2 separate regions of the Homo sapiens genome follow, and region 1 is linked to region 2. The links are chromatin loops, found by intact Hi-C in ENCODE. Cell type or tissue: sigmoid colon. All regions are shown on one strand. Links, peaks and the distances in the headings refer to the core of each region. The heading gives the core; the rest is flanking DNA. Region 1 overlaps SCIRT (stem cell inhibitory RNA transcript). Region 2 has its middle 26 kb from the start of LINC03040.

The links. Hi-C counts contacts between places; a loop is a spot of excess contacts. Peaks named below come from ENCODE experiments on the same cell type or tissue, not always from the same donor. Only the 100,000 strongest peaks of a DNase experiment are listed, where the experiment ranks them.
Region 1: a loop joins it to region 2, with 2.7 times the contacts of the local background. A loop is called at or near these places in 5 of 110 quality-filtered maps.

What each region holds. Positions count from the first base shown.
Region 1 is chr6:44,037,672-44,052,994 of GRCh38, reverse strand. All of the region lies in intron 1 of SCIRT (stem cell inhibitory RNA transcript), which reads left to right. Among named protein-coding and RNA genes, the nearest start is that of SCIRT, 29 kb to the left of the region's middle. RefSeq lists enhancers at 780-1,374, 3,708-3,857, 9,069-9,363, 10,208-10,956, 12,658-13,415. In sigmoid colon, for the core only: no CTCF peak of the experiment used is centred there; DNase peaks (open chromatin) are centred at 2,684, 3,634 and 7,204; H3K27ac peaks cover 938 bases.
Region 2 is chr6:43,966,743-43,982,065 of GRCh38, reverse strand. No RefSeq gene overlaps it. Among named protein-coding and RNA genes, the nearest start is that of LINC03040, 26 kb to the left of the region's middle. RefSeq lists an enhancer at 4,270-4,529. In sigmoid colon, for the core only: no CTCF peak of the experiment used is centred there; DNase peaks (open chromatin) are centred at 8,975, 9,364 and 10,618; H3K27ac peaks cover 856 bases.

The sequences.
Region 1 (15,323 bases), core at 2,684-10,683, 73 kb before region 2:
CACACTGCAGAACTGGGCCACCAAGGGAGCTGCTGCCTCTTTGGCAATCATGAGGTCACCAGCCCCAGAACCACACTGCAGTGTGATCAGGAGGCTGCCACTGCTGCCAGCTCCACACTGCACCTGCTGGGGTCCATGCTAGGAGCCAGACACACTGTGTCTCTCCTCTTGACCCCCTCTGCCCGTACTGCAGCAAAACAACAACAACAACAACAACAACAACAACAACAACACACACCCCTTCTTATTCCCAGAAAGCAGCTGGCGCTGCAGAAGCACAGCCTTCCAAATTTCATGCACGTGCATCTGATTGGCTAAACCTGAATTATATCCCAATCCCAACAGCAGGGGAGGAGACTGGGAAATGTAGTTTTTTGGCTCTTCCTGTCTCTGCAGGCCAGTAAGGCACACAGCAGGGGGTGGAATGATGTTGAAATCAGTCCCCACACTGACCACACACTGTCTTCTAACCTTCTAAAAGATGCCGGGCACAGCAGCTCTGTTTTGGATGTTCTCAGAGAGGAACAGAAGGGGAGTAAGAAGCCTTCTCTGCTTTTTACCACACACCACTATACAGCTTTGAGGCACCCTGAAGGCTCAGGCACATCAGTGGTGCCATTTGCGTGTGGTCCTTGGGGAGTGTGATACCAGGTCATTGTAGCAGGTCATTGTACTAGGCAGAGAGCCTCCTTGACCTGTCCAGGAATAGTTGGGACTTTGTCAGCAGCTGGGACCAGCAAATATTGGTTATTAGGGTCTGAGTGGTTTTATCTAACTCCTGGCTGGATCCGTCTTTGGAAACGCTATCACGAGCGCATCCTATGGGCCAGGCGCTGCTCTGACTGTTAGGGGACAGAAAAGGATGAAATAGAGTCCCGGCTGCTCTTTGCAGCTCCCTGTCTAACAAGGAAGAGGTGTGGGCCTATGCAGCCAAGGGTGCGAAAAGGTGAACAGGGGACTTTCCAGGGTGGAAGATATTTGAGCTGAGTCCCGAAGGGCCCAAGGATGCTTAGAGGAGGTCTGGGTGAGAGACAAGGTAAAAATGAGAAATGCACCACAATCTCAGTGAGCCGGGCAAGGAGGGAGCTGGGAGGTGGGGGTGGGGAAGAGACAGTGTTTGGGAAACCAAAGCCGGGATTTCTGAAGATCCAAGATTCAGTCTTCCCATCCAGACCAGGCTGGATGCTCCTGTGCTGGGCACCTGCATCTGGCCAGTCATGCAGTTTGTCCCAGGCTCTCTGCAGGCTGTGGGATGGGGTTTGCTGCCTTGGCTCATGCAGACTGCTGGGAATGACTCATGGCTGAGGAGGGGTTCGGGAGAGCCACGGACTGCTGCCCAGGCTGGAGGCTATAAGGAGGCCTCTCCCTGGGTCTGGTGGCAGCAAAAGAAACTAGCCCATGTGGGAAGGGCAGCCCATGTCACCCCACCCTGGGCTTCCAGGCTACAGGGCCAGGTGGCCAGAGGGAGTCTCTGGCACCCCAGCCCCCACCGTCCCCTCCCACCCCAGGCCCCAGTGTCCCCTCCTACCCCAGGCCCCACTGTCTCCTCCTACCCCAAGTCCCAGCATCCCCTCCTACCCCAGGCCTCACCGTCTCCTCCTACCCCAGGTCCCAGGGCCTCAGGCCCCAGCGTCCCCTCCCTTGTACTCTGCTTCCTCCCCATGGCAGTGCTGCCCATTCCCTCCCTGCATCCCACTCCATCCTAATGCCAGCCCTCCCTGGCTCAGGCGGCTGGGAATACCCGTGGTGGGTCATTACAGGACACCACTGCCTGAGGGTCAGAATGCAGGAGGCCTAGCTGTGAGCTGGAACCCATCAGAGGCCAATCTAAGTCCTGGCAGCAGTCAGGACAGGAAGGGCTGGCTGATGAGAAAGGTGTTCCTGAGAACTGCAGTTTCCAAGCTCTGTCTTAACCCTTCCCACTCTGACATGAGGGTGTGTCCTGACATTTTCCAATGGTGACAGGTGGCTGCAGGTCTCTGGTTCCTCAACCCAGGTTGGTGAGGTGAGGTTGATTTCATAGAGAAACCACGCCCCTGCCTCAGGGAGTCCTAGTCTGAGGGAGACACAGCCCCGTCCTCAGGGAGCCCCAGTCTAAGGGGAGACACAGCCCTGTCCCCAGGGATCCCCCTCAGAGAGGGAGACACAGCCCTGCTTACAAGTGGCGCAGGGTCAGATATGTGGGAGATTTTGTCTGATTATTAAACTGATAATCAATATCATGGCATTACTTTTGAATTTCCATGTGCACTTGTGGGAAATCAGCAGCTTGAACACACATTCGTTGCTCTTAAGCTCCAGGAATCATGCGGCTGCAGATGGAGAGAGTTCTTAGCGGATGGTTTTGTTCTGGTTGCCCTCTTGGGGTCAGCTGCCCGCTTTTTTGAGACCCCTCCTTGCCTCACAAACCACTCAGCAAGTGGGTAATTTTCAACAGCTTGTTCCAACTCCTTCTTTGGTATCCCCATAACTTATATAACTCCCAGCTTTCAATTAACAATTAAACTTGGTGAGCAAGAACACAAAAGGAAACATGTCTGTGTGCAACTGGCCCTTCTTCAACTGTGTGGTTTAGATGTCTCTGATTTATTTTCCACAATTAGTGGCTGGCCTTCTCCCAACCTCTCTCCCTGTTCTCTTTGAAGGGGCTGCTGCTGGCTGGGCACAGCAGCCTAGCAAAGCTGTCTGAGGGCACCCTTTTCTCTGGGGCTGAGATCACCAAAGAGCTCAGGCCTCTTGGTTCCTGGGCTACATGGGGGTGACTATCAAGCTCTCCAAGGGGGAGGAGGGGGCCCGTGCCCACCTACAGGGTGAGGAGGAAAGGCCCAGAAATGCTGGCACCTTTGCAAGCCTTTTCTGTGCTCTTCATCTTCCAGCAAGTCATTCCAACTCCAGTGCCTCACCTTCCTTATCTGTTAAATGGGAGTGAATAATTGGGTTAGGTGCTTCCTAGAGCTCCTTGCACTCAGACTTTGAGAGTTATTCCTGCTTCCCTCCCCACCCTGCTCAGGGCTCTCCTGACACCCTGTCATGACCACAGAGGGTGGGTTAATCTCTGACCCTGTCCAGCAGCCAACTTGGTCACCAAGTGTGCTACCAGACAGCCTCGTGCTGCTGGCCCAAGGGTTGCAGCCCTATCTCTTCCAGCCTTAGTCTGGCACTCTGATGCATGAGGACATGTATGGATATGCAGGTGAGTGGAGCCATTTGGCCACGTTTCCTGGGACCCCTCTGAGCCAGCCACTGGGCCTTGCCTTTAAGAGACTCCCAGGACAGTGAGATGACTGTGCACAGGAGGCTTGAGGAATGAGTGCTGAAGCCAGCAAATATTTACTGAGCACCTGCTCCAAGCCAGGCCCTGGGCTGGGCAGGGGACAGCAAAACTGAATAAATAGACATGGTGCAGTTCCTCATGATTAGAGGCACATACGAGTTCCAAAGTCAGCTGATCAGGTTCAAGCCCTGGTCTGATGCTCTTTTGGGCAAGGTATTTAGCCTTTCTACACCTTGATTTTTTCTATCTGGAAAATGGGGATGCTAATAGTACACAACCATGGGGTTGTAGTAAGGATGAAATGAGTCAGTGTTTAGAGTGCAGGGCGTGGTCATTGCAACTTTCATTTTGTGAGCACTAACTCTGTGCCAGAAAGTGTCATGGCATTTGATGAAAACCACGTCCCTTACAGAGAAGGAGAGAGCACTTCTGGCTGAGCTGAGAGAGAGGCTTCATGGAAGAGCTGGTGCCACAGTTTGGTCTTGAAAGATGGAGTTAAATTCCATAGGTGGCAATGGGGGAGGGCGTTCCAGGAGGGGGAACAGCATGGACAAAGGCATGGAGGCAGAAAGACAAAAAATGTGCTGGGGGAACTCCAAAAGGACCAGTGAGACTAAAAGGCAAGGGAGATAAAACTGGAAAGTAGGCTTAGGCCAGATGAACATCTAGACCACAGAATGTGGCCTTTGTCCTGTAGGCAAAGGGGAGCCGTGATGGTTGCTGAGCAAGGGGATCTCGAAGGGAGATGAAACTGCTGATTTCAATAAGGCAGCAGAGTTAGTTTCCTTAGATGATAATAACAACAAGAATGATAATCAGAAACATTTCATTTTGTAGATTCTAAAGTTCGCTGAGCATTTTCATGGGCACAACCTCATCTGATCATTATGGCAACACTGTGGGGTGAGTTGAGCAGGGATTATTGCACCCACTTTACAGAGAGGAGGATGGGGCTTATCTGAGGTTACCTAGCAGGTTGATGGCAAAGTCAGAAGCTAACGTGGGTCTCCTGGCCAGCATCAGCATGGATGGCCCAGTGTGAGTGAGGGACATAGGTCCCCATCTCATGGCTGCCCAGGGGAAATGGACCACCTTCTCAAGCCCCATCCTTAAGCTTGAAAATGTGTTTGTGTGTGGAGGGGGTCGTAAGGATGTCTGTGCAGAGAGCCTTCCAGTCACGCCAGCACCAAATCTTCTGTACTTCTGGCCCATTGCCAGGGGCCAGCACGCACTAGGCCAGCACGCATCTAACCTCTGCTGATTGGTACCGAGAGCATTGGTGATTTGGGCAGGGGGTTGGCTGCACCACTGCCAAGAGGCTGGTGAACTGCTGCAGGGGTTTGGGGAAGACATACACATAGCCCTACGCTTTTAGTGAGTCCTTCACCTCTGTAGAAGCCTCTCCCAGCTGAGCAGCAGCCAAGGCAGATGGAGGGAAGCTTCCCATTCACCTTCTCTTCTGCTGGGACTGTTCCCTGACCCCCCTGGGTTCCTGCCCCAGGACTGGGAGTCTGGCTTCTGATGGCCCAATCTTAGCTCTTCCCTCTCCTTGGATTCTGCCTGCTGGCTGATACCCTTCCACACTGAGGCCTTCCTCCTCTGATGTTCATTTCCAGGTCCTGGTCCCCAGCAGGGCCTAGGGTGAGAAAGGAAACAGTAGAACCCCTGGCTTCCCGAGCCTGCTCCATCCCGAGTTCTCAGCAGGGCCAGGCTGGCCTATCTTTCTAGAGGACCCAGCACAGGGCCTGCCTCAGAGTGCAGCCCAGGTAGCACCTGCTGGTTCTGTCTGCCAGGGCCCCAGCCTTCATGGGAGGCCAAGAGCCTTAGGGGAACGGACAGTGAACCCAAAAAAGTACATTGTGATATAAGCCAAAGGGTGGCCCCAGTGAAAGGCTTTGTAGGAGTTTGGAGCAGGTGAGGTTGTGGAGGCAGTCAGGGACTTCCTGGAGTGGTGTCCTGGATTAGAGCTCAGCCTTCCCTGAAGGTGGTGGGGCTTGGTTAGGGGAAGGGGTCTATACAGAGGATTCTTTCCAGAGGGTGGGGAGCCAGACTTACCGTGCCATATGAAGCAGTGGGTTGAGGGGCATGAGCAGAGGGGTGTGGGCATGCTTGCCTCAGGCCAGCCCTGGAAGGTGTGCAAAATGGCCCTGGGTAGTGATGGGCTGTTGACTGATTGATCGATTCATTTATTCAAGTTTATCCAGCACCTCCTCTGTGCCAGGTGCTGTGCTTGGGGCTAGGAGCTTAATGATGAGTAAGACAGATGTATCCCTTCCCTCCTGAGCTCCTGGTTGAGATGGGAAGGCTGAGGAGCAAACAGACTGTTTCAACACACTGTGATCAGTGCCAGGACAGAAGAGATACAGTGTCCCCTAGAGCAGAGAGGAGGCTTCAGCTTGAGACCCGGGGGTGGATCTAGGAAGACTTTCCAGGAGAGGTGGAGCTGAGATCTGCAGGATGATGAGTGAGCTGGGAGTGGGGGTGAGCATCCCAGAACTGGGAGAGGGGTGGCATTCCTTTCAATGGGTGAGGATCATGACATGGGGAGGGGAAGAGGAGGCGAGGTGCAATGGCAGATCTTGCATGTTGTGCTGCATTAAGGAATTATCCGGAGGGCACTGGGAAACGTTTGAAAGGTTTTAAGCAAGGGCTGGATGGGATCCGATTTGTGTTTTGGAAAAAACCTCTTTGGCTCAGGTAGAGAACAGGTTGGAGGGCACCTGAGTTGTCCAGGCTCAGTTCCAAGACAGGGAAGAGCCCCTCCCAGATGCAAGCCCTGTGAGGACAGCATGGTGATCCTCTTGCTGTTACCCTACAAAGTCCTGTAAAGGGTGTTGCCCAAGTCCCCTTAAGGGAGGACACCCGGTTCCGGATGATGGCTGGTCTTCTTGCCCATAGGGTCCCTTCCTTTGGCTGGCTGTGAGGGTGGCTCAGCTCTCTGGCACCAACAGGGAGAAGTGGGACTCACCCTGCCAGGACTGCATGTTGAGGGGTTGGTGGAGAACATTTTGGAGAGGGCAGGAGAGAGCCAGTTCTCAAAGAGGGAACTGGTTCAAATCAATCTACTAATGCCTGCCCCTCCTGCCCCCACCACATGCACACAGGTGATTCATTTGGCCTTTAAGACTAAAATGCCAGTAGTTCCCATTGCTTTGGGTGGGGGATGTGGGGAGGGAGACAGTTTGCCCTGCACTAAACTCAGCCTGTGGAGGAGAGCAGATGGGATACCTGGGATGTGGTAGAAATGAATGTCATGGGCTGGGCGTGGTGGCTCATACCTGTAATCCCAGCACTTTGGGAGGCCGAGGCAGGTGGATCACCTGAGGTCAGGCGTTCAAGACCAGCCTGGCCAACATGGTGAAACCACGTCTCTACAAAAATACAAAAATTAGCCGGGCATGATGGCAGGTACCTGTAATCCCAGCTACTCAAGAGGCTGAGGTGGGAGAATTGCTTGAACCTGGGAGGCGGAGGTTGCAGTGAGCCCAGATCACACAATTGCAGTCCAGCCTGGGTGACAGAGCGAGACTCCATCTCAAAAAAAAAAAAAAAAAAAGAAATGAATGTCATAGTTGAGGGGACAGGTTGGTGGGGGCTGGACTTCCAAGGCTTCCTGGCCTGGGAAGGAAGCAGGGGGCGTTGTGGAACCTGGAGTTTTCGGGTCAAATTCTGGCACTTGAGCTTCTCCAAAAGCCACCTGTGTGGGCTGGGGGTGAAATGCCAGGGTTATGGGGAAGGTTTCCCACCCCCTCCCTGCAAGAAGAGAGGAATGGGAGGGCAGGGGAGGGCTGTTTGGCCAGGCCCCTGGTTCAGCCAGCTCTGGGAACCCTGCCCAAGATGCCTGAGACAATGCCGGGATGGAGGCTGGCCTGGCCAGAGGCAGGCCTGGGAGGGGGCAGGAGCAGTGCCCACTTCATTCACAGTCCTGGCCTCTGCACAGTGGCCCACAGCACCACCCCCTACTCTTGGGCTCCCTGCCCAGTCCTAGGCTTCTGCCTACCCCTTGGCAGTCACCAGCCATGCCATTCTCCCAGAAGGACTCTTTCCTAGGCTGGTCCTACCCCCTCTGAGGGATAAGTGTGTTTCTGAGAGTTAGTATGTGTCTGAGTGTGCTTCAGGATGTGAGTGTATATACATGTGTGGGTGTGTGAGGGGGGTGAATGTGTGTAGGAGTGTTGGAGTGTGTGTCTGCATGTATGTGTGTGTGTATCTAAGTATCTGAGTGTCTCCATGTATGAGTGTATAGATAAGTGCATGTGAGTGTGTCGAGGTGTGAGAATGTGTATATAAATGTATGAGCGTATATGAGTGTGTATGAGTGTGTGTATGACAATATGTATATAAATGTGTGTGCATGAGACTGTATTTGAATGTGTGTGTGTGTGGGGTGTGTGAGATGTATGTGAATGTGTCTATGAATATGTATATGAATGTTTTTGTGTTTTGTGTGGGTGTGTGAGAATGTGTATATGAATGTGTGTGAGTGTGTGGGTGTGTAAAATGTATATGAATGTGTGTGTGAATGTGTATGTGAGTGTGTGTATATGAATGTAGGTAGGTGTATATGAGTGTGGGTGTGTGAAGATGTATATGAGTGTGTGTGTCTATGAGTGGGTGTGTGGCAATGTGTATATGAATGTGTGTGAGTGTGTATATGAATGTGTGTGTGAAGATGTATATAAATGTGAGTGTGTATGTGTGTATGGGTGTGTGTGAGGGTGTATATGGATGTGTGTAAATGTGTATAAGTGTGGGTGTGTGTAAATGTGTATATGGATATGTGTGTGTGTGTGAGAGGATGTACATGAATGTGTGTGTGTGTGAGGGTGTATATGGATTGTGTGAATGTGTATATGAATATGTGTATGTGAACGTGGGTGTGTGAAGATGTATATGAATGTGTGTATATGAATGTATGTGTGTGTGTGTGAGCGTGGGTGTGTGTGAAGATGTATATGTTTGTGTGTGTGTGTGAAGGTGTATATGGATGTGTGTGAATGTGTCTATGAATATGTGTGTATGTGAGCGTGGGTGTGTGTGAAGATGTATATGAATGTTTGTGTGTGGGTGTGTGTGAAGCTGTATATGGATGTGTGTGAATGTGTATATGAATGTGTGTGTGTGTATGTGAGCGTGGGTGTGTGTGAAGATGTATATGAATATGTGTGTGTGTGTGACGGCGCATATGGATGTGTGTGAATGTGTATATGAATATGTGTGTGTGTATGTGAGCGTGGGTGTGTGTGAAGATGTATGTGAATGTTTGTGTGTGAGTGTGTATGAGGACTGCCCACTCTGCTCCTCCCCTTTCCTCCCGCTCCCCAGCCATTCTGACTGCGCAGTGGGTGCTCTGACCTTTCATTTGGACCAAGGACCACATGACCGGCATTTCTCAGGACAGCCCTCATTCAAACAGTTCACTCCCCCTTCCCCAACCAGTGCCGTTTATTTTTCCAACCCACACAGCCTCATATTCAGGGTGGAAAATGCAGTCACCCATCTCTGGGATCCTCCTCTTCTCTTTGAGCTCGGGAAGAGTGGGACTGGAGGCCTGGAGGGGCCATGGCAGGTTCCAGGAGAAATGGACCCTACTTCTGGGGCTCTAGTAGGGAGCTGGGAGCTGGGGGAGGGGGGGTTGTGGGGACAGGCTTCTTTGTTCCCAGACCCAGGCCTGGCCTGGATTTTTCTGGAGGGGACAGTGGGAGGGAGCCCTGGCTCACAGGGAGAACTGGGATTTGGTTATTAAACCAAGTTGCAAGTTCAGTCTGCTTTCCAGCCAACTTTTCTTCCCACCTCACTTTCTCCTCCAGATAATAGAAATACCCTGGAGGGGTTCCTTTTCTCCCTGGCAAGCTGAGGGAGGCAGGGGCCCTGCCATTGGCCACTCCCTGGGCCTGGGCCAACTCCCCACCCCCGCAACAAGGGGTGCAATTACATCAGCTGCTCTCTCTCAGGCTCTGGCTGTTGCTGGGGGAGGTCCTTGCCCTACTCTGATGCTGGCCTCCTGACTTTTGACTTTCTCTGACCCCTTCCAGGCCTTGAAATCATGGCAGCAGCAAGACCCAACTGGGGCAGCATCATGTCTGGGTTTGAATCCCGGTTCAGCCACTTTCCAGCTGTGTGATGTGGGGCAAGTCAGGTAACCTCCTTGGGCCTCAGTTTCCCTATCTGCAACTGGGGATGACAATAGTGCTCTCTTCCTAGGTTTGTTCTGGGTAATCACTGAATTAATATTTGTTAGGTATTTGTGTTTTACCTTGCACTATGTACGTGTTGGTTAAATAAATACATCATTTCCCTAATGATGGCCAGCTAAGGAATAGGTGGATGGGGTGGGTCACTGACCCACTAACCCCTGGCTTCATGCTTCAGCACTTACTCATTCCCTGGCACTTAGCTCTTATCCCTGCATAGACCCAGGAAGTCTGTGACTTTTTGCTCTCTTTCTCAGGGTTTAAATTCCACCCCTACTATTTACCCTCTGTGGCACTTTGTCTCCTGGGGCAGGGATATCACAGCAGAACACAGAGGCCAGCTCAGGAGAAAGTCTCCCATCCTGACTTGTCTCTCCTCCACTTGTGCCACAGCAGCCACCCCCAGGGAGGCCTGAAGGGAGGTGCCCCAAGTGGCAGGTCTCTTCCCAGTGCCTTAGGTCTTTGCTGTTCTGGAGAGGAAGTGGCAGCTTTGCCTGCTGGGCTAGGGACTTAGGTTTTGGTTTGAGCATGGAAAAGACTCATTCACAGAAACTCCCCTGCCTTCCTGAGGCAATGATCCTGATCCACTAACCAGCTGCTCTCGCTGGGGCTGGGGGAGTGCAGGGGGCTTTGCTCGCCTTGAAGGGCTGGTGGAAGGATTCCTCCCCAGCTTCTCCCTTTTCCCCAGGCTCAGATCCCACCAGGACTGCAACCCTTAGCCCTGTCTGGTCTCCCCTGCAACCCTTGAGGCCACCCTGGAGGCTCAGCCATCCATTCACCCCAGGTGGGTCCCACACTGCCTTAGCTGCCTCTTCCTGGCCCTGTGGCAGCCTGCCTCCTCTCCCCTCCCTCCTCTGGTTGCTCTCATTGTGGGTCTGGAAACTGAGGTAGCCTTGTCGCTGGGGCCTGGCTTCTCGATGCCCAGAGTCCTCCAGCTCTATTCTGCTCTCAAATATGGAGCAAGCACCCACACTGTGCTCTCCAGTGCCTGGCTCTGATGGAAAGGGCCAGTTGGCCCTGGTCACCAGGGAGCCTCTTGACCAGAGTGCAGCCCTCAAAGAAAAGCCAAAGGTCCATGAGATGTCTTCCTTCCCTCCCCTCCCCTCCCCTCCCCTCCCCTCCCCTCCCCTCTGCTCCCTCCCAGAAATGTTCATTGGGCCCTGCCTTTGTAGCAGGTGTGGGCTGGGCCCTGACCATAGAAGAAGACTTCCTTGCCTTGAAGTTCAGAGGGAACCTGGTTGCAGGCCCCAGGCAAGGCTTTCCTTTCTTTGAGTTCCACAGCTCTGCTCACTGAGGGGTTCCAAGGCAGAGGCTGAGTCTCCACCATCAGATCGTGGGCTCCCTGAGGGTAGGGCATGTGGTTTCTGCCCCTCAGAATCTTCTGCATTCATTGATTCACAGTTCATTCATTTACAGCACTCAGGAATGCTTCTGTGGGCCAGGTTGTGCCGGGCCTTTGTGAGCTGATCTGTTTCAGCAGGTGCCATCTAAACTGGTTTCTGGTGGATGAGAAGAAGCTAGTTCTGGGAAGAGTGTTCCAGGCAGACAGAACAACACGTGCAAAGCCAGGAGCCTGAGAGCTATTGGGGTAGGCTGAGGCAGGAAGGGGCTTTGAAGATACAGTGACTCACAGGAAAGCAGGGGCCTGTCTGGGGAGCTGAGGAGAAAGAAGTCCTTGAGAATGGTTGAAGATTTTACTTCTGTGGCAGGAGAGAAAACCTAGGAGAGTGTCAAGTATCATTGCCCAAAGGAAGACAGGAATTCAGCATTCTGCGGAATCCCTGACTCATCGCTGGGGGTGGAGGGAGGTGGGAGAAGACTCGGCTGCCTGTGCTTCATTTCTAGCCTTCCAGGAGGACGTCAGCAACCTCCTTGCAGATTCCTTCCTCCTCTGCCCCCTCAACCTCCCTGCCCTTGCAGGGAATGAATCCCGGAGCTCTAGCTGTCATCGAGTTCTCCCTGTTGTCTAATCCTAGTCTCTCCTGCTGCATTCTTGCGTGTCCTTGGAGATTAACCACAATTTGGGGCCTGCAGTGTCTTTTCCCAGTGCCTGGCAAAGGCACTCCCTAGCCTTAACCTGTCCCCACTACTGTCCTGGGCCACAGAGGCTGGGTCCAGGGCATGGGGGTAGTTTCCAGGAGACAGTTTGATCCTCAAACTGCAGGCCAAGCCTCCATCTTGATCTCCAGGATTGCTTGAGGTCTTAAATCCCACTGGAGAGGTCTAGAGAAGCCAGGAGAAGCCGAGGCTCTCTGTTCCTGTCTCTTTCTTACCATGACTCTTATTTCTCTTTTCCCTGTCTCTCTCCCCATCTCTTTCTCTCTTCCACTCTCTCTCCACAGATCCCACCCCACCCCAACCCCCACCCCCGACATCTTTTTCTGGTTCGGTCTTCCCCTCCCTCCTTCTTGCTCTCCTTTTCTTTCAGTCCCTTGCCCTCCCTACCTGTAGGACTCAGTCTCCATTCCCATCCCTAGCCCTCTTTCTCTCTGATGGCCCCTGGCAGTGCTCGGGAATGAGAATGAGGAGGTGGACTTGTGGGGCTGCAGGTGGCCTGGCAAGTGGCATTGTGCAAGATAGCTCTCTTCCTTGTTAGGGTCTGAGGGGATTTGGAGGGCCGGCCCTAGTCAGCAGCCTGGCTTTCATTCCAGGCCTGTTGGAGGAATTCATAATAAAGGGCCTGGCACTGAAGTCCTGGGTGGCTTTAATTTTCTGGAAGAGAGGCAATCCAGTTGCTTCCCTAAGGGGGAAACCCTGTGTACCCAGCTGAGGGAAGGTGAAGAGCATGTAGTAGTTAGGGTTTAAGCCTCCCCTGCAAAGTGTCCACCTCCAAACTGTTGGTGGGACTGAAGACAATATTTTGTCATGGAGAGGGGACTGGTTGAGAGGCAAGAAACAAAGGAGGAAGGAGACCAGACCCTTCTCTGGCCAGTCAGTAGCTTCCCTGGGTACCTGAGCCAGACTGGGTATGCCTGCCCTCTTTATGGGCATCTGAAGGAGGCAGGAGATGAAAATCTCCGAGTATGCAGAGGAAATGAGCTCCTAGAGAAGAGGCGAGGACAACGGAAACAGTCAGTGGTCCTGGGGTGGCATGATAGGCCTGGAAAGCCGGGAGGAGTGTTTCCTCCAAAAAGCAAGCAATGCCTTTTGGGGAGAAAATGAAGCTATGTTGGCTGGATTCTGGGGGCTCCTGTGAATGAGTGGTAGAGATGCTGTCCCTGGGGGTCAATAGGCCTGGGGCTCAAGTAAGGTCTGCTTACACCAGGGATGGACAGATGTCAGAGGGCCCTGCAGTCTACACAGCTGTGTGGAGCACCGTGCAGAAGCCGAGGGCCTGGCCCCCAGCCCTTAAAGCCTGGACCTGGGAGCTCAGGACTTCCTCCCTCTTGAAGTGGTGGGTGAGCCCTGAATATTTTACCTGAACGTGACACAGGGCCGGGGGAGGGAACTGTGAGAAGAGGAGAGAGTTTAGTAACTATCTTGGTGGCAGGCCCAGAGTGGGTGACCAAGGGCGCTGGGGCTTGTAGGGCTGAGGGCAGAGCACACCACTGCCCACCACCAGAGCCCCAGGAACCCCCAGGACAGTGTCCCGCTCTTCTTCTGAGGTCCTTCCCCTCACTGCCTCTGTCTTTCTGTGTCTGTTTTCGACCCCCCCTTTCTTTGTCCCTTTCTTCTTTCTTGTCCTGTTCTCTGGTCGTAACTCTCCCATCGGGCCCTCCTGTCTTTCTCTGTGTCTGTCGCTCTCTGGCCCCCACATCATGGTTTCTTCATACTATCTAGTACAAGGGGAACCCCCTCTCTCCATAAACCCACTGGATACTGGGTGACCCCTGCCTGTGTGTGTGTGGTGGGGGGGTGCATGCACTGAGCACAGGGTGCAGGGGGGTGCGTGTGCCCCAGGCAGGAGTGAAGGGCGTGGGTGAGTGTGGAGGAGCTACTGGTTGAGCCAAGGTGGGGCAGGCTGTGAAGGGTCTGGTTGAAGATGGAGGGGTGAGGGCTGGGGTGGGGGCTCCTGTCGCCCTGGGTGGACTGCAGGGTTAGGCTTTCTCAGCAGAGGCAGCCCTAGCTCTGCCCCTGGGCTCCAGCTTATTCTAGGGAAATTTCAAGAGCCAGCCCCACCATGGCCAGCGCACACAAAGCACATTGTTCCACTCCCCAGGCCCTTGCCCCTGTCCCTGCCAGGGTTGCTGCCAGTTCCTGGAGGCAAGCTGGCAGCCTCACTCCTGAGGCCAGGGCTGCTCACCTGGCTCAGTGGGAGTTCCTCCCCTGCTGACTCGTCACCGTCTTGAGCAGGGCCAGGAGCATGCCAGGCTTGCTGACCCTCAGAAGTGGCTCCCAGTGGCCCTTTCTGCCAGCTGTCCCCTCCGCACACCTTTCCCCATTCCAGGAACTGGCCCGGCTGTTCTGCCCTGTGTTCCTACCCCAGCTTTTTCTTTCTCATGAGTCTTAGCAGAGATCAGGTCTCCCACGTGGGAAGATTGCCCTCTCTTTACTCCATAGTTCAGGCATCAGTTCCTGTCTGCAACTCACCTCCTCTTGGAGGCCTTCTTTGGTTACCCACTCTCCATCTCAGATAGCCCATTCCTCCTTGCTCTGCCAGACTGCTGGACCCACAGCAGACACACTACATGATATCCAAGTTTCCTGGCTAAGTGCCATCCCAGGGAGCAGCCTGGGGCAAGAGGGGGTACTGACCAACACCCACCACCTGCCAGGCACTTCCCATGCATTATTCACTTTGTTCCCGCAATAGCACCCCGGTGCTATTATCCCCATTGAACGGATGAGGAAACTGAGGCTCTGAGAGGTCAACTGATTTGCCTGAGGTCACACAGCAAAATTTCAAAGCTAAGACACTGTCAAAATGATGTGGGGATGGCAGGGGCTTCCAGGGCAGAGGGAAACAAACCATCCAAGGGAGTCAGTATGTCCCAGCTCCAGGGCATGTTAGGATGGAAAGTCCAGATGTTGCTACCAGAGTTTGGGATGGAGGCAGGAAGATGGATGAAACGACCTCTTGCGGGCTTGCCTGGGTTTAGCATACTCTCTGACCTTTCAGTGAAGAACCCGCAGCACCCCTTTCAGAGGGCTCCCCGCTTTGCCTCCCCTGAGGCAAACACTTAATAGCTCCCAGGCCCCGCCCAGTTCTCCCCAGACCCACCTCTTGTTCCCCTCCTCAGGATAGGCTCCATGGTGCCTGGGGAAACCTGGCTCAGAGCAACCCCCTTCTTCCTGCTCCAGTGGGCACCCTACGCTGCTCCCCTCCTTGAACCACTTAGGCTAGGATACACCTAGGATTTCTACCCATGGCCCTCCTCTGACTTTGCGGTATCAGAAGAACCTGGACTCAGACTTCCCATCCCTGGTGACCATCCATAGCGCCCATCCCTCCATCTCCCTCCTTTTCCCATCCTGTCTGTGCTCCTCTTTCTCTCTTACCTTTGATGTACCTACTATGTGCAAAACTGTGCTTGTGTCAGACCCATGGCCTGAATCTATGCTAAGCAGGTCCATTGACGGCCACCCAGACGAGAACATGAAATAGGGTAAAGGGGTGCAGGCAGTGTATTGTGAGAGCTCCAGGGCAACAGCGAGTGCAGGCGGGTGCCATCTCAGAAGTTTTCCTGGAGAGATAGCGTTGAACAGAGCCTTGGAGGATTCTGATAGGCAGGGAAGGGGGCATTTGTGGAAGGCAGGCCTGCAGGCTGCTCCCCAGTGTGGAAAGGCCAGAGGAGTTTTCCATCTTGGACTGTGAGCTGCTAGGCAGGGCCCGTATCCTCCAACACAGTGCTTTTCAAGCTACCTGAAAGAACGACTAGTTTTTTTTTTTTTTAAATCCCAATCTGTCGGCCGGG
Region 2 (15,323 bases), core at 4,601-12,600:
TTTGCTGGTTTGGTGTTTCTGTGGCCTGGGCTATCTTGAAGGGCTAGGGAGGCTGGACAGTGTAGGCTTGAGCCTGACCTCTTGATACCATATTCACCCTGCTGTTCTGGCAACTGGCCTGGGGGTTGTACAGGGGAGGGCCTTCTCACTGCGACCCATGTCCTCAGGGCAGGGCCTGGGCTGTGAGAGACGTGACCCTGGAGGTCCCTTTGGACCCCCAGGATCTCAGTTACAGGGTTTCCCAAGAACAAAAATGCCCGGCCTGCCCATGGGTGGTCACTCAGGCCCACCCAGGCTCCCTGGGTTACCTTTGCCCTGTGGGGACTAAGTCTCTTTGGCTCCTTCTGGGGGCTTCTGGGCCTTGGGACACTGCTGTGAATGTTGGAAACAGCTCTGACTTCCCTTGCAAGTGATCCTCCTGCCAATCCCTTCCCCACCCAGGAGCCCACCAGGGTGATCATGGCTGTGGGGAAGCCAGATATGGGCAGCTATGCCCCCAGGAGGTGTCTTGCACATATCCCTGTCTCCAGGGCAGGGGTGTCCTGGCTGAAAATCTCCCTTCCCTAATGCGGAGGGGAGAGTGTTTCATAGGTCACCAACTGCCCCTCAGGGCAACCCTTCTGGCTGGCCCCACCTGCCTGGAGCCAAATCCCCAAGTTCCAGCTCAGTGAGGAATTCTCCACACAACCTAACCAACTCACTGTCCCCTCTCCCATAAAGAAGAATAGAAACTTCTTCAGGTCTAGCTCTCCCAGCTCTGCTATCCTGGGGTTCTCTATAGGTACCTTGTTGCATCCTTCCTTCTTCCTCTCTCCCCTTGGGTAAGTTAAGGAACATCTCTGAGCCCCTATATCCTTGTCTATTAAATGGGATCGTAAGACCCACCTTGGAGGGCAGAGGGTTGTGAACTTTTTTTTTTTTAGAATCAGGGTCTTGCTCTATAGTGGTATGATCATAGATCATAGCTCACTGCAGCCTCAAACTTGGGCTCAAGTGATCCTCCTGCCTAAGCAAGTAGCTGAGACTGTAGGTACGCACCACCATGCCTGGCTAATTTTAATTTTTTTAGAGACAGGGTCTCACTATGTTGCCTAGGCTGGTCTCACACTCCTGGCCTTAAGCAGTCTTTCCATCTTGGCCTCCCAGAGTATGGGATTACAGGCGTGAACCACTCTCCTGGCCTTATAGTAAGGATTAAGTGAGGAGGTAGGAAGGAGGAATGGAGGGAGCATCCATCTAAGGGCCTGAGCAGAGGGAACTCACAGCTGAGAAAGGACCATACCTGCTAAGGCCTCAAGTGGTAGCTGCCCGTGTATCTGTTCTAAGCCTGCATCCCCATTCTGTGCCCATCTTGTGTCTGTTCCAGGCCTTGCATGTCTGTCCTCTGCACCTAACCTGTGGGCCCATGAGGCCCACACGTGTTTGGCCTGCACTTGCCATGCAGTGGGGAGGACACAGCATGAAGGCTGTGCTGACGACCCTGGGTAAACAACCTTTTTTACTGCAACATGAGCACAGATGGTTCTCCCTTGTACAGTGGACAATGGCTACCTTGTGTGAGTGAGAAGGAAAAGTGGGTACTTGTAATTGCTGATTTGGGCTGGGTCCCAAACAGGCTTGGAAAGGGCCAAGCAACAGGGGGCCTGGAAAGCCAGCGCCAATGTCTGGGGGTGGGTGGGCATGCAGGAGGGGGCTGGGGTGCAGCCCAGGAAAAAGTGGAGCTAAGACATTGAACAGGGAGAAAGTGGAGGAGCCCACATGCGCCGCTTGAGAAATGAACTGAGGCCGGCTGGGCAGGAAAGAAATGTGTGCGGAGAGAGGGCTCAGCAGGGCTGGGCGCAGGGAGGCTCTTCAGGGAGAGGTCTGGCTGCAGTTTCAGGCTGAGTGGCCTTTGCTTCATTCTGGCTCCCGGCCCCCTGGCTAGGGAAGCACTTAAGGAGAGAAGGCAGACTGGTCCTGAGGCTGGACAAAGCAGAGCAGAGCTCTGAAACCTTGCTAGGTACTTGGAATTTGCTGACTCCCACCATGACGTCCCACCTCCGAGCTTTCTCTGACTCTATGAAAATATTTTTCATACTCTGAAAAGCTGGCCCTGTAACACGCTGCTGATGCTGCTGATGGCTTGGTGAAGGCACAAAGAAAGGACCTTTACTGGACACTTTGGTCCAAATTTCTCTGTGCCCATCGCTTACTCTGACCTCTGCTTTAGAGGCCAGCTCCATGCAAGCTTCGTGGGCTCTGCAAAGGTGCAATTAAATGGCACTTTGCCTTGGCCTAGAACCTCCTACTTCCTGCCAGAGACTTCTCTGATGTCCTACGGGTGGACACCTGTGGAACTGCTTAGCGCTTAAGTAGTGCACACCAGAAGGGACTCCCCTGGAGTCACCTTTGTGCAATGGGGGATACAGGAGCCAAAGGATCCCTTTTTGCCCTTCTGGGTAGACTGTTTTGAAACACATTTCATAAGTCTCTTAAATAGATCTCTGTGGGGTCAACACCCATCACAGGGGTGGCCAACTAGATAACATATCCTTGTATTGGTTGACACCCTGTTCACTCTTTCCTCACCCTCATCTTTTGATCCTGTTCCTGGGATCACTTCCCAAATCAGCTTAGTTGCCCCTGAGACCAAAGCTCCCACAGGTTCCACTTTTAGGGGAAACTAGGCTAAGACAGAGGCCTCTGTTCTGAAAGAGTCCAATTTGGGGGTGCCAGGATGGGAGGTGAGTAGGAACTTGGGCTACAGAAGGAAGCTCTCTATCCTTCTATGATGAAAGCACAGGTCGCGGCTGGCTCCCTTCCTGCACAGAAACCCAAAATAGTGATGACCTGATATTTGCCTCACTGGCCTGCGCAGACTCTACCAGATGTGAGCACCTCCCCAGACCTTGACGCCTCAGGGTGTACCTCAAGGCTGGTGCTCCAAATAAGTAGCATATTTTACGCTGGTCCCTTGTGCAAGCACATCCTCTCACTCACAGGACCCACCCAGCCTTGCTCATTCCCTGATGCATAACTTCAGGAGCAGAGACTGGCCTCCTCCGATTCTTTCTGCAGGCAGTACAAGCTCAGAGACTGTTCTACTCGGGGCTCATGCAGGAGTGAGGAGCCCATGCAGACGCCCCCTGTGGACACCGCCACAGACAGGGCTTCTTAGACAGTCCTGCTTTCCTCTTCTGATGCTAGTGGGACAGCAGGGCTGCTGTGCGGGAAACTCTGCTCAGTTAGCTTACAGCCAGGACCCAGGGACACACAAGGGTGGGAAGCTAGATTGACCGGGGACTATAGCCTGAACCCACTACAGGTATAGCCATGCATCCTTCTGACCTTTGGGGTATGAGGAAACGCTGGTTCCCCCGTCCTTCATGACTTTCAGGCTGGCACTGAGTCATCAGCACCTCCTCCTTCTCCAGAAGCATCAATTTCTGGCAAGCCCAGCTTCTGGCTGGAGCCTAAGAGGAACCTTGGCCTTCAGCCTCATCATCTCCATTCTGAGTTCTTCCTACTCTTCTGTGTAACTTGCTCTACACACTCCCCACACTGACTGCCCCAATCCCTGTGCTTCTCTCAAGGTGTGCTGAGTGAATGAGAAGGAAGGAAAGAGAAGATAAGGATGGAGGGAAGGCCTGCCTGGGAGGTACGCGTGTGGGGCAGATATGGGCTAAAACCTTCGTAGAGCCACAGAAACCCAGGTGGGAGGACCTCAGAGATGAACAGGCTGAGCCCTCCCTGCTGCTGTGAGGCTCACTCATGCCCTTCCCAAGGCATCCATTTGCAGAGGCCTGGAGCAAGGGAAGCCCCTGGAATCCACCCTGGGTCTGTCTCCCTGTGAGACCTTTCCAGTTGTACCTCTGGAACTAATAGCTGACCCCCAAGGGTTTGAAGAAAGTGTCTATGGTGTGATGCTTTATTTTACATGTCCATTTGACTGGACTAAGAAGTACCTAGAAATCTGGTGAGGCATTATTCTTGGGTGTGTCTATGAGGGCGTTTCCAGAGGAGATTAACATGTGAGTCTGAGTGGACTAGGTGGGGAAGATCAGCCCTCAATGTGGGCCCTCCCATTCAACCCTGGGCAGGGTTCTCCCTGGCCACCCTCTTAGCCCCTTCCACCTTCTCACACCTTCTAACCAGATGTCACTTTCTCCACCCTCTTGTACTTTCTAACCAGATCTAACCAGATATCAACCTCTTATCTCACTAAGTGTGCATCCCCCCTCAGCTATGTGAGGAGACTTTGGCCCAAGAGGGATCAGGGACTCAATCAGGTCTCCCTCGAGGCCAGGCAGGGCAAGGACCAGCCTATGGCCGCGTTTCACTTCCCACTCTGCTAACTTGTCACCACACTCGCTGTCATCGCATGCTCTGCTGTGGTTTAGGCTGGGGGGCTTTCCAGAATAGCAGATTCCGAGTGCACAGTGACATGAGATATCTTTGGGACCAAAGTCCTGCCCATAACTGCGAATGAGCCATGCCTGTGGTCAGCACACTTCCTCAGAGCCAGTTCTCGATATTGAAACTTTAGTCCAGGAGGAGTTGTCTTGTGTGCTCTTGATGCTCCCCTGGTGGATGGCTGGGGTTTGTGGACCCGGATTTGGGTGTCTGGGGGAGACAACATTTGGATGGATCTGCTGAAAGCAGCAGTTTGGGGGTGAGTGCAGTTAAGGGCAGGCACCTAGCAAGAAGCTTTATTAGTCTTTTGGATCTTCTGTGGCAAAGAAACAAAATCCTTCCCCTTTAGTTTATTTAGGCAGAAATTGACTCTGAGAGGTAAATTACTGAACCAGGAGACTTACACAAGAACGTTCAGAGTAGCACTGTTCACAATAGCAAAAACCTGGAAACTGCCCAAATGCCCATGAGGAGCAGAGTGGATGGATGAGTTGTGGGGATGTGGTCACATAGTGAAACGTTACATAGCAGTCAAAATGAATGACATACTCCAACACAGAGCAATATGGATGAAGCTTGGCAACAGAAAATTGAGATGAAAAAGTCCCAATAGATTACGTACTGCATGATACCCTTTTTATAAAATTAAAAAACATTACAATTTAAAAAATAATTTTATGCCATTAAACTTCATAAAGCAAGGGAATGATGAACACAGGACTCATATGACAATTTCTGCAGATGGGGAATCGGGGGCAGGATGTGGGGCAGTGGTTAGATGTGGGTTATTGTCAAGGACTAGCTATTCTGGGTGGTGGGTTTAAGGGTGCTTATTGCATTAGTAAAACCAACTAACGAACCAACATAAATAAAAGTGGGCTGTGCATGTACCATTAATAAGACTGTCATAGACCAAGGATTCTGTAATCCTGATATCCAAACAAAGATAAAACAAAACAAAAGGCATAAACAAAAAGGCTCAAGCCCCCAAGAGGAGAAGGCATTGGGAGACAGATAAGTAGTTGAGAGCATAGCTCAGCAACCCAGGAGTTGTGTGAGTCCCAACTCTGGGTCCCTAGGAAAGGCTTCCATATTAATTTTCTATTGTTGTGTAACAAATTACCACAAGTTTGTTCTCTGCTCAGGGTCTTGCCAGGCTTAAGTCAAGGTGTTGGCTGGACTGTGATCTCATTTGAGGCTTGAGGTTCTCTCCCAAGTTCCTTGTGGGACTGAGGGCCTCAACTACTAGAGGATATTGCTGTTCTCTATCATGTGACCCTCTCCATAACATGGCAGTTAGCTTCTTCAAGGCCAATAGAAGAGCAGCTCTGCTGCTTTGAATCCCTCTGACTTTTCCACCTTGTGTCCTCCAGACTCTCATTTAAAAGGTCTGACCTGATTAGGTCAGACTGATCTGGGAAAATCTCCTTTGCGATAACTTCAGAGTCAACTGATTAGGGACCTTAATTACATCTACAAAACTCCTCCACCTTTGCTCTATAATGTGAACGAATCACGGGAATGATATCTCATCGTATTCATAGGTCCTTTTTCCACACTCAAGGGAGGGAATTTTATAGGGCATGTACACCAGGAGGCGAGAATCTTGAGGAACATTCTAGATATGTTCACTATACCTCCTTTCCAAGCCTCAGTTTTCTCCTCCATGAAGTAAGAAGTGTAATCTCTAACCTGATTGTGGGTAGATTAAATTAGATGACAAATGCAAAAGTGCTGTTATTCACTCAGAGATATTTAGTGAGGACCAACTGCATGCCAGGCAGGCCCTCTGGAAGCTCAGTAAATGCAGTGGTATGTAATACAGACATGGTCCCTGCCTCATGGGGCTGGTAGTCTAGTGGAGGAGACGAGTGTGATGTGCAGGATCTGTATGCTGAAAACTACAAAATGCTGTTGCAATAAATAATGAAGACCTAAACAAATGGAAAGGTATACCATATTTATGGACAGAAGATTCAACATAAAGATGTCAATTTCCCAAAGTGGACTATAGATTTAACACAATACCAATCAAAATCCCAGCAGGATTTTTTTGTTAGATATTAACAAGCAGATTCTAAAATATTGTGGAAGGACAGAGGAACTAGAATAGCTAAAACAATTTTGGGGAGAAAAAGAATAAAGTGTGAGGAATCATACTACCTAATCTCCTTTCTTCTTCTTCTTTTTTTTTTTTTTTGAGGGGGACAGTTGTTTTGTCTTTTGAAATGAGGTCTCTCTTATGTTTCTCAGGCTGGCCTCAAACTCCTGGGCTCAAGCAATCCTCTTGTTTCAGCCTCCTGAGTAGCTGGGATTACAGATGCACGCTACCTTGCCCAGTTTATGCTACCTAATTTTAAGACTTAGTTCAAAACTACAGTAGTCATCAAGAGAGTGTGAAATTTGCAAAAAGATGAATATACAGATCAGTAAAACAGAACAGAAGGTTCAGAAATTGATCTACACAAATATGAATAATATGTACAAAGGCAATTCAATGGAGAAAAAATAATCTTTTCAACAAATGAATTTGGAACAACTAGTCATCCATAAACAAAGAAAAACCTTTGACCTAAATACAAAGATTAACCCCAAATGAATCACAGATCAAAATGTAAAATGTAAACTATAAAATTGTTAGAAGACAACATATATGAAAATCTTTATGACCTGGGGCTGGGTGAAGAGCTCTAAAATGATACCAAGAGCATGATTCATCCATGAAGGAAATATTCATAAACCAAACTGCATCAAAATTAAAAACTTTTGCTCTGTCAAAGAAAGACACTGTCAAGAAAGTGAAGAGACAACGTACAGACTGGGAAAAAAATATTTGCAAACCACATATCTGACAAATTACTTGTATCCAGAATATACGAAGGACTCTCAAAACTCAAAAGCAAGAAAACAAGCCACCTCATTAAAAAAATGGGTAAAGGACTTGTACAGACACTTCACCAAAGAGGATATAAAAATGACAAACGAACACATGAAAAGATATTCAACATTACTAACACTCAGAGAAATGTGAATTGAATCCATGATGGGATACCTCTACATACCTGTTAGAATAGCACATTAAAAAATGTAAAACCAAGAGCTGACAAGAACACAGAGAAACTAGTACTCTCATACATTGCTGGTGGGAATGTAAAATGGTACAGATGCTTTGTAAAATGGTTCGTCACTTTCTTGTAAAGTTAAATCTTTGAGTATACACTTACCATGTGACCCAGTAATCCCCCTCCTAATGTAGTTACCCTAGAGCAATGAAAACATCTCTTCACATGAAAACCTGTACCTGAATGTTCATAGCAACTTTATTTGTAATAGCCAAAATCTGCAAACTGCTCAAATGTCCTTCAATGGGTTAATGGTTAACAATGAAATACCACTGATTAGTACAAAGGAACAATATTGATAAGTGCAACAATATTTGGATAAATGTCAAAGACTTTCATACTAAATGAGAGAAGCCAGTCAAGATGTCACACACTGTAATTTCATTTACTTGATACTCTCAAAAAGACAAAATTATGGTGATGGAAAACATATTAGTATTTGCCAGGACTATGGGTGGGGTGAGGATATAACTATAAAACAACAGCATGAGTGCGTTTTTAGGGGATGATGGAGTTTTCCCGTATCCTGATGATGGTGGAGGATACACACATCTGCACATGTTCAGATCCATAGAACCGTATACCAGAAGAAAAACAGTAAATTTTACTGTATGATAATTTAAAAAACCCAGTAGTGTGGACAGAAGTTCCGAGAGAGAGACGCTTGGCTCTTGGAGAACAGACTCATATTTCAGAGAGGTTATTCTTGTACTGTGAAAAAGTTAGCACCACGCATAGAACTTCATAAATGCTCAATAAATCAACAGTTACAATAAAGAGGTTAATAGATTCTGAACTCAGTGAGTCTAGAAAGTGATGTCGCCAAGAAACGAATCACTAGATTCTGCTGGGAAGTGGATTCCTGAAGTCAAAGCAGGGTGCCAGAAGATGCTCAAAGCTAGCTGGGAGGTAGAAATGCCCCCAGAGGGAGAGATAGCATGTGGCCCACAGGCCTAGGGAGCTAATTCCAGACCTTCTTCCATTGTCAGACCTTGCTCAGAGCTGCCCAGGAGGCTGAGTCTTCACGGGTGAAGGAGGAAGTGGTAGGCTCTGAAGGAGCTCTGTTCCCTCCTGCTCACCTCCCAGGTGGCCCATAGCCATGACCTACTTTTCCTACCTGTTGGTGCAGGTGAGTTCCCTTGCCCACAGCTATTTTTATCCAGCGGGATTCCCAGCTATTTTTACCAGCCTGGCCTTGACTGTGGGGTTGGGGTTCTTGCCCTATGGGAGACCCTGATGGACATTCCCTCCCCTCCCTCCCATCAAGAACCAATTGGTCTTCCCACAGCTGCTCCAGCCAGAGGAGATACCCTCAGAGATCTCTCCTGCTGCAAAACCTGCAAGGGCTCACCACTGTCTGCAGAATAAAGCTCCAACTCTTTTACTTGCACATTCAGAGCTCTCCCTGACTTGGAGGCCAGCTTCCCTTCAGCGTCATGTCTCTCCACAGCTGATGCTGGAGGAGCCAGCCAGCCCAGGCTCCTTGCCAGATGCCTACAAGGCCTCTCGATTTCCTGCTTGTGTGCATGCTGTCAGGAATGTCCTTTCCCTTTCCATTTCCACTGGGCAAAACTGAACCCATCCGCTGGGCCCAGCACTAATGCACCTCCCCCAAGGAACCCTCCTTCATTCCTCACCTGCTAGAGAACTATACTACCTAATTTTAAGACTTAGTATAAAACTACAGTAGTTCTGGGACCTCTCTGCTCCCTCTGCCTCAGAGGATGGCCAGCTAGGGATATGTTCTTGGCACCGGCTCTTGCCCATCTCTGGCCCTGCACCCTGCACAGGATGTATATGAGTAGAATGTTGTGGCCTCTCCTACATCTTCCAGGCTGCTTTCTTTCCCCAAGGCAGGGTGGAGTCCTCTGCCATCTTCAGGCTGCCAGACTCTCCACCTCCGTGAATCAGCAAACCTTTCCAGGGCCAGCAGTGGGCTCAGCACTTTTTTGAGTGCTTTTCGGAGCGTGTGAGGGAGGAAGTCAGAGAAGCCACACTTGGCATAAAGGAGCCAGGGCATGCAGACCTGAAGCTCCAGGGACTACTCATGTGGCAGGGTGTACCCAGGGACCCCAGAGGTGCTCTCTCACCTCCCTTCTAACCACTGCCTCATCTTCTCCCTTTTCCTGGAGAGCTGCGCCCCTTCCCCATGGCCTGCCTTCCATGCTGTCCTCACCCCACAGCCCAGCCTGGTTCCTGCCCTCTGCTGTCCCTGCTAGAACCTCCTGGGCACCAAATCTGGAGGGTCCAGTTTGAGTTTTTATTTCCTTGGCCTGCTCAGGGCCTCCCCATGCTGACTTCCCTCATTACTAGGATGCCCGTCCTCCTAGGTCTCCCCATGTTGACCTCCCTCATTTCCAGGATGCCTGTCCTCCTGGGTCTCTGTTTTTGTTTTCTTGAAGGGCTCCCAACCCTCTGCTGGTCCCTGGGAGGTTGGGAGTCCTCAGGGTAAGATGGGGGCTGCTTCTCTTCTCCCAGAACCCACTCAAGGTCTCAACCATCAACACTGGCCCCCAAATCCATTCCTCTACCTCAGGTTTTCCTTCCTGAGCTCCAGATCCCTGAAGTTCTCATGGGCCCCTCAAAAGTAACATGATCTAAACGCAAGTCATCACTTTCTCTGGCGGTCCCTCCTCAGCTCCACCCCAGCCAACAGCACCCTGTGGATCCACTTTGCAGTTTGGGGCCTTCTCCCTCTCTCTGCTGACTTAGCTTCCTACACATAGCAGGCCAGGCCCTCTTTTTCTCAATTACTGCCACCACTTCCTGCCCAGCTCCTGTCTCCTGCCTTTCCCATTCCCATTCATTCTCATTCAGCAGCCCCAGGGAGCTTTTCAAAGTACAAACCTGGGCCGGGTGTGGTGGCTCAGGCCTGTAATCCCAACTACTCTGGAGGCTGAGGTGGGAGGACTGCTTGAGCCTAGGAGGTTGAGGCTGCAGTGAGCTATGATCACACCACTGCACTCTAACATGGGTGACAGAGTGAGACCCTGTCTCAAAAGAAAAGAAAAGAATAAGAAAGTACAAGCCTGGCATGATCCTCCTGAAAATCTGTTGTTTGCAGAAGCAAGTCCACGTGTCTTTTGGAAGCAGGCCAGGTATGCGCAGTACCGGTGAAGCCAGGCTGCTGGCTGTGTGACTTGGGCAAGTGCCTCTCCCCTCTTGAGTCTCCTTTTCCTTCTTTGTAAGGTCTGTCTACCTCCTAGGGCAGTTCTGAGAACCATATGAGATAACACACATAATGGGTCTAGAACTGTGCTGGCCTGCAGGGGTGCTAAAACAGGGGTGTTAGCGTTACTAGCTGCTTCTTCTCCCCAAGCTCCCTGTGGCTTCAACTCTTGCCTTGTTCCTATATGATAATGCAGCCAAACCTTTGTGCCTCTACCCCTCTGACCTTACTCTTCTTTCTGCAGGATATGCCCCCTACCACAGGCTTAGCTCACCTACAACTTTTCCTACTTCAAGGCTCAGAATGAGTTCCAGCCCTCCGTAGCACCACTGACTCCTTGCGGTTCTAGCATCTAGCGCCCTATTGGGCCTCAGCCCCTGGGGGGCAGAGCAGGAAGCTGTCAGTACACCCCATCAGTTGCAGAGACCTCAGGTCTCAGGACAGGGTGTGACCTAGAAGGGAGCTTCCAGCTTGAGGCCCTGGTGTGGGAGTGCTGTCCATATATGTCTCCCCAGTGGACTCAGGTCACAAAGTGTCCACCAAGGAGGGATGGGTCCCCTTCGTGGGAGAAGTGCTCTCTCCCTGGTGTCAAGAGAGGTTGCCAGCACCAATAGGCCAGGCTCTACAGGGAGCTCACTCAGACACCAAGGACCAGGCCAGGCCCCTGCATGGGGCTGTCCTGGTCTTCCAAGACAGCTTCAAGCATGTCAGGAACAAGGAGGCAGCTGTGGGTGGAACACACACCTGCTGATGGACAAGGAAGCTCTCACAGGGGAATGTGGGAGAAAGGGAGAACTTTCCTGGAAGTCTAGGCTGGAAGTAGCAGGAGGAGGGTAATGGGAGGATGAGAGGGACAAATCTGAATGATCTTCAGTGATGACCTCGTCCTGCCTGCCTGGTGTTCCCAGGGTCTCTAGAGCTGCACTGTCCCATACAGCAGCCACTAGCCCCATGTAGCTACTTAAATTAAAATGAAGTAAAAGTAAAATCCAGTTTTTTGGTCACATAAGTCATATGGCAAATGCTCATGGCTGCCACACTGCATAGCACAGATACAGAAGGACTCTTTCATCACAGAGAGTTGTAGCTTGAGTGCTAGCATTGTTCCAGAGCCTGGCTGCCCCGATTCAAACCATCACTCTGCTACTGCTAAGTTTAGGCAAATTACTGGACTGCTCTGTGCCTCAGTTTCCCCATCTCTAAATGGGGATCATGACAGTTATTGAGAAGGTTAAATGAGTTAAATATATGTAAAGTACTTAAAACAGTGTCTGGAACATGGAACAGGAATTGTGAATCTGCTGGTAGAGAAAGATACAGCTATGCTAAGGCATTAAAAAGATATTACTGACTTTTTGGAAGGGCATATAAAATTCATATATACAGGAAAAAGCCACCCACACAGCCGACCCTCAGCCGCCCATGTCACTCTGCCATTAGAAGCCTGTGCGTGCCTTGTTTGCTAAGATAGCATCATCACCTCCCTTCCGCAGAAGAGGCAAAGGACCTGCTCAAGACCAGCAAGGTTTGAGAAGGGAACCAGCTCTCTGGCTCCAGGCCCAGAGCTTACCTCCACTGCCTTAGGTGGTGCCCATGATTCCTTATTTCCTTAAACGTGCCCCACAGGCGCCCCTCCTTTGATGATGTATGTTACTGCCTTATCTCGCCCACCATTAGGAAGTCCTTTCTCATGTCTGATCTCAGTCCCACCACTTGTGGTGCAACCCCTATATCTAAGGCTGCCTGCATGGAGATAGCACAGGACCGGAGGGGGTAGCGGGTAGGGAGACGGGAAAAGGCTTCTCTGTGATCTAGTTCCAGAAACCACTCTCACTGAGGAAGTCAGTTCATCCTGATATTTAACTTTAGCCCCACCATGGGTCAAGCCTGTTCTTCCTGCCTATCCTTGGAGGACATGGGGCATTTACCCCAGGGCTTCCATATCTGCCCTGCAGAGATAGGAATCAAGCCCTTGTACTTCCTGACTTGACTCTTGGCAGGGGGACTCCAGGGTTATATATAAGGTAGACTCAGTGCTAGCCCAAGCAAAAAGGCACATCTCAACCCTGACTATCCAGGGAAGGCTAGTACTCCAGCAAATCCTGTACGGACTATGCTGCCCATTGCACAGATGGGGAAACTGAGTCCCTGGGCAAATGAGGAGCTTTCCCCCAAGCACACAGCCAGGAAGACTGTGTTCATTGCAGTCCTCTCCCCACTCTACCCAGGTCGCAGGAAAGCACTGGCAGTTTGCAGGATCCCTGAGCCTGAGCCATAGGTGCCGAAAAAGCAGCTGATTGACTGTCCTTTATAACTTCAAAGCAAGTAGCATCATCTTTGTCTCCTTAAGATCCAACATGGAGTTTAAGAGAGAAGTCAGAAAGAACCTGCTGACAGTAGGAAATGAGGGAAACTGTGGAATTCACTTTTCTGAGGGCATTTTAACTAACAGATACGCAAGCAAGTCTGCCTAGTCCAGCAGTTCAGGTTGTCTGCTGTATCAGAGGATGAAATTTCTTTAATTCAAACTGACATTTTCAAAAGGGTTGTGGGGGTGGGTGCTGTGGACTAGCCACCCTTGTACCATGCTTTGACTGGTCTGGCCTGGGAGAGAAGCGGTGGTGCCCGTCCCTACTCTTGCTCCTGGCCTTGTCTGCTCCCTGCCTTGCCCCCCTGCCCACCTTGGCTGCCTCCGGTCTCCCGTGATTGAAATCTCCCTGCTGGTCTCAGAGCTGACCTTCCCGCCTTTAATTCAATCAGGAATCACAAGCCCTTTTAATATAGGAAATAAAAGGCTGGCTGCTGAGCAGGCTGCACCTGATTGACGGGGCTGCCAGCTTGGTCAGGCTGGCCTGGGGAGGGGGCATAGACCCGTGACCTCAGCTGGCCTCTCTGGGGTAGGAATGCTCCCCCGAGCCTGGGGAACAAAGGAGGACCACCCCCCTCCTGATTCCCAGCAGAGGAGGGACCAAGGCCACATGGTAGGGGGTGGCTGCTGGCTGGCCCAGAGAAGCTGGGGAATGTCAAGCTCTCACTGCAGCCTGAGGGACTTGGGGTAGACACGAGGGAGGACTTTGCAACTGACTAATTCCTCTGTTCTTGTTATGTGATTCTGGGTTGATGCTCCAAAGTATTGCAACAACGCATTTTTATTTTCCAAAAAAGTAGAAGGGGTGCCAGAGGAATCAATGCTAGCTTTTCTGGACTTTGGTTTCTCATCCATATATAAAGGTGGGCAGGGACCCAGCCACCGGGCTGTTGTGAGCATTAAATGAGTTAATGAAAGCTCACTGGCACATAATAATCGCTCATTAAATTATAGCTAATAACATTCTTAATAATTTATTCTTCTAGAGGCATACAGAGGTCTCCACTTCTACTTGGAAGTGGAGGAGACTTGGGGGAGAGAGTCCAGGGTCCTGGGCCCTGTTGCTTGCTTTCTCTCCTTGGAGACAGCCCAGGACAGGTCCCGTCAGCACCTAGGTTCCTTCCCCGGGGGAGGCAGGCTGGGGCAGTGGAAAGCTGCCTGCTCAAGGAGTAGAATTCTGGTTCAGCATATTTTGGCCTCACTTCTCTGAGCCTTAGTTTCTTCCTTTGGAAAATGGGCTAGTAGCACCTACCTGGTAGGATTGCTTTGATGCTCTTTAAAGTGCCCAGGCCAGAGCCTACCAAGTATTAATAGGAGGTGCTCAGATTGTGGTACCTCTCTCTCCTGAGCCCCCAATCAAGTGCTCAGCCCAGCCTACCCGAGTGGTTTTGGCTTCCATCCTGAACCTACCCTGGCCCTATGGGAAACCCCATTTCCCTGTGATCTGAAGCTGAGCTCTAAGAGGCCACTACCCTGTTCCTGTTCAACCATATTGCATAAATGTCCTATGGCCTGATTCCCACAGGGTTCTGCCTGTGGCCAGGATCTGCCTCAGATGCTCCTTCCACTGTGGCTGGTTTTACTTTCCAGAGGTGAATGAGCCTGTAGAATGAACCACCTTAGGGCAGGCGGAGATGGCTGGCAGCTCCCCATGTGTGTACAGCCCAGTGCCTAGCATGAAGAGATGCTCAAGGAGGTCTCTCCCCAAAGTCTGCCCCACCCTCCTGTCCTAGGCGTATTATAAAAACATATACTATAACATCATTCTTTGGTTTCTCAATAAGCAATGCTACACAGCTCCTGTATAAAATATGTTTGGCGATAAAGGTAATAGTCACAGTGGACGCCCACTTGAGCTTCAGGCTTACTCCGTGCTAGACTTGGTGTTGAGTGCTTGAGACACACTGTCTCTCTCCTACTTCCCTATGAGGTAGAGATTGCACTGCATCTTTGAGGAGACTGACACTCAAAGAGGTTGAGTAACTTCTCCAAGCTGACCCAGCTACTAAGCAGCAGTGCTGGGATCTGAATCCAAGCCCATTGTCAGCCCTCTGCAGACTTGGCTGGGCAGTTCGTAGAAGAGTCTCACGTCCGTTGTTGCATTTGATGGCGTAGCAACCTCAGGGTTTTGCCAAGTGTGTGATTGTCATTATTATGATCCCATCCTACAGGAGAGGAAATGGAGATTCCCACATCACACAGTAAGTAAAGATGGGACAGGGACTTGCACTTCCGCACTGTGCTCAGGTCTCCACTGTAAGCACAGCCTCCC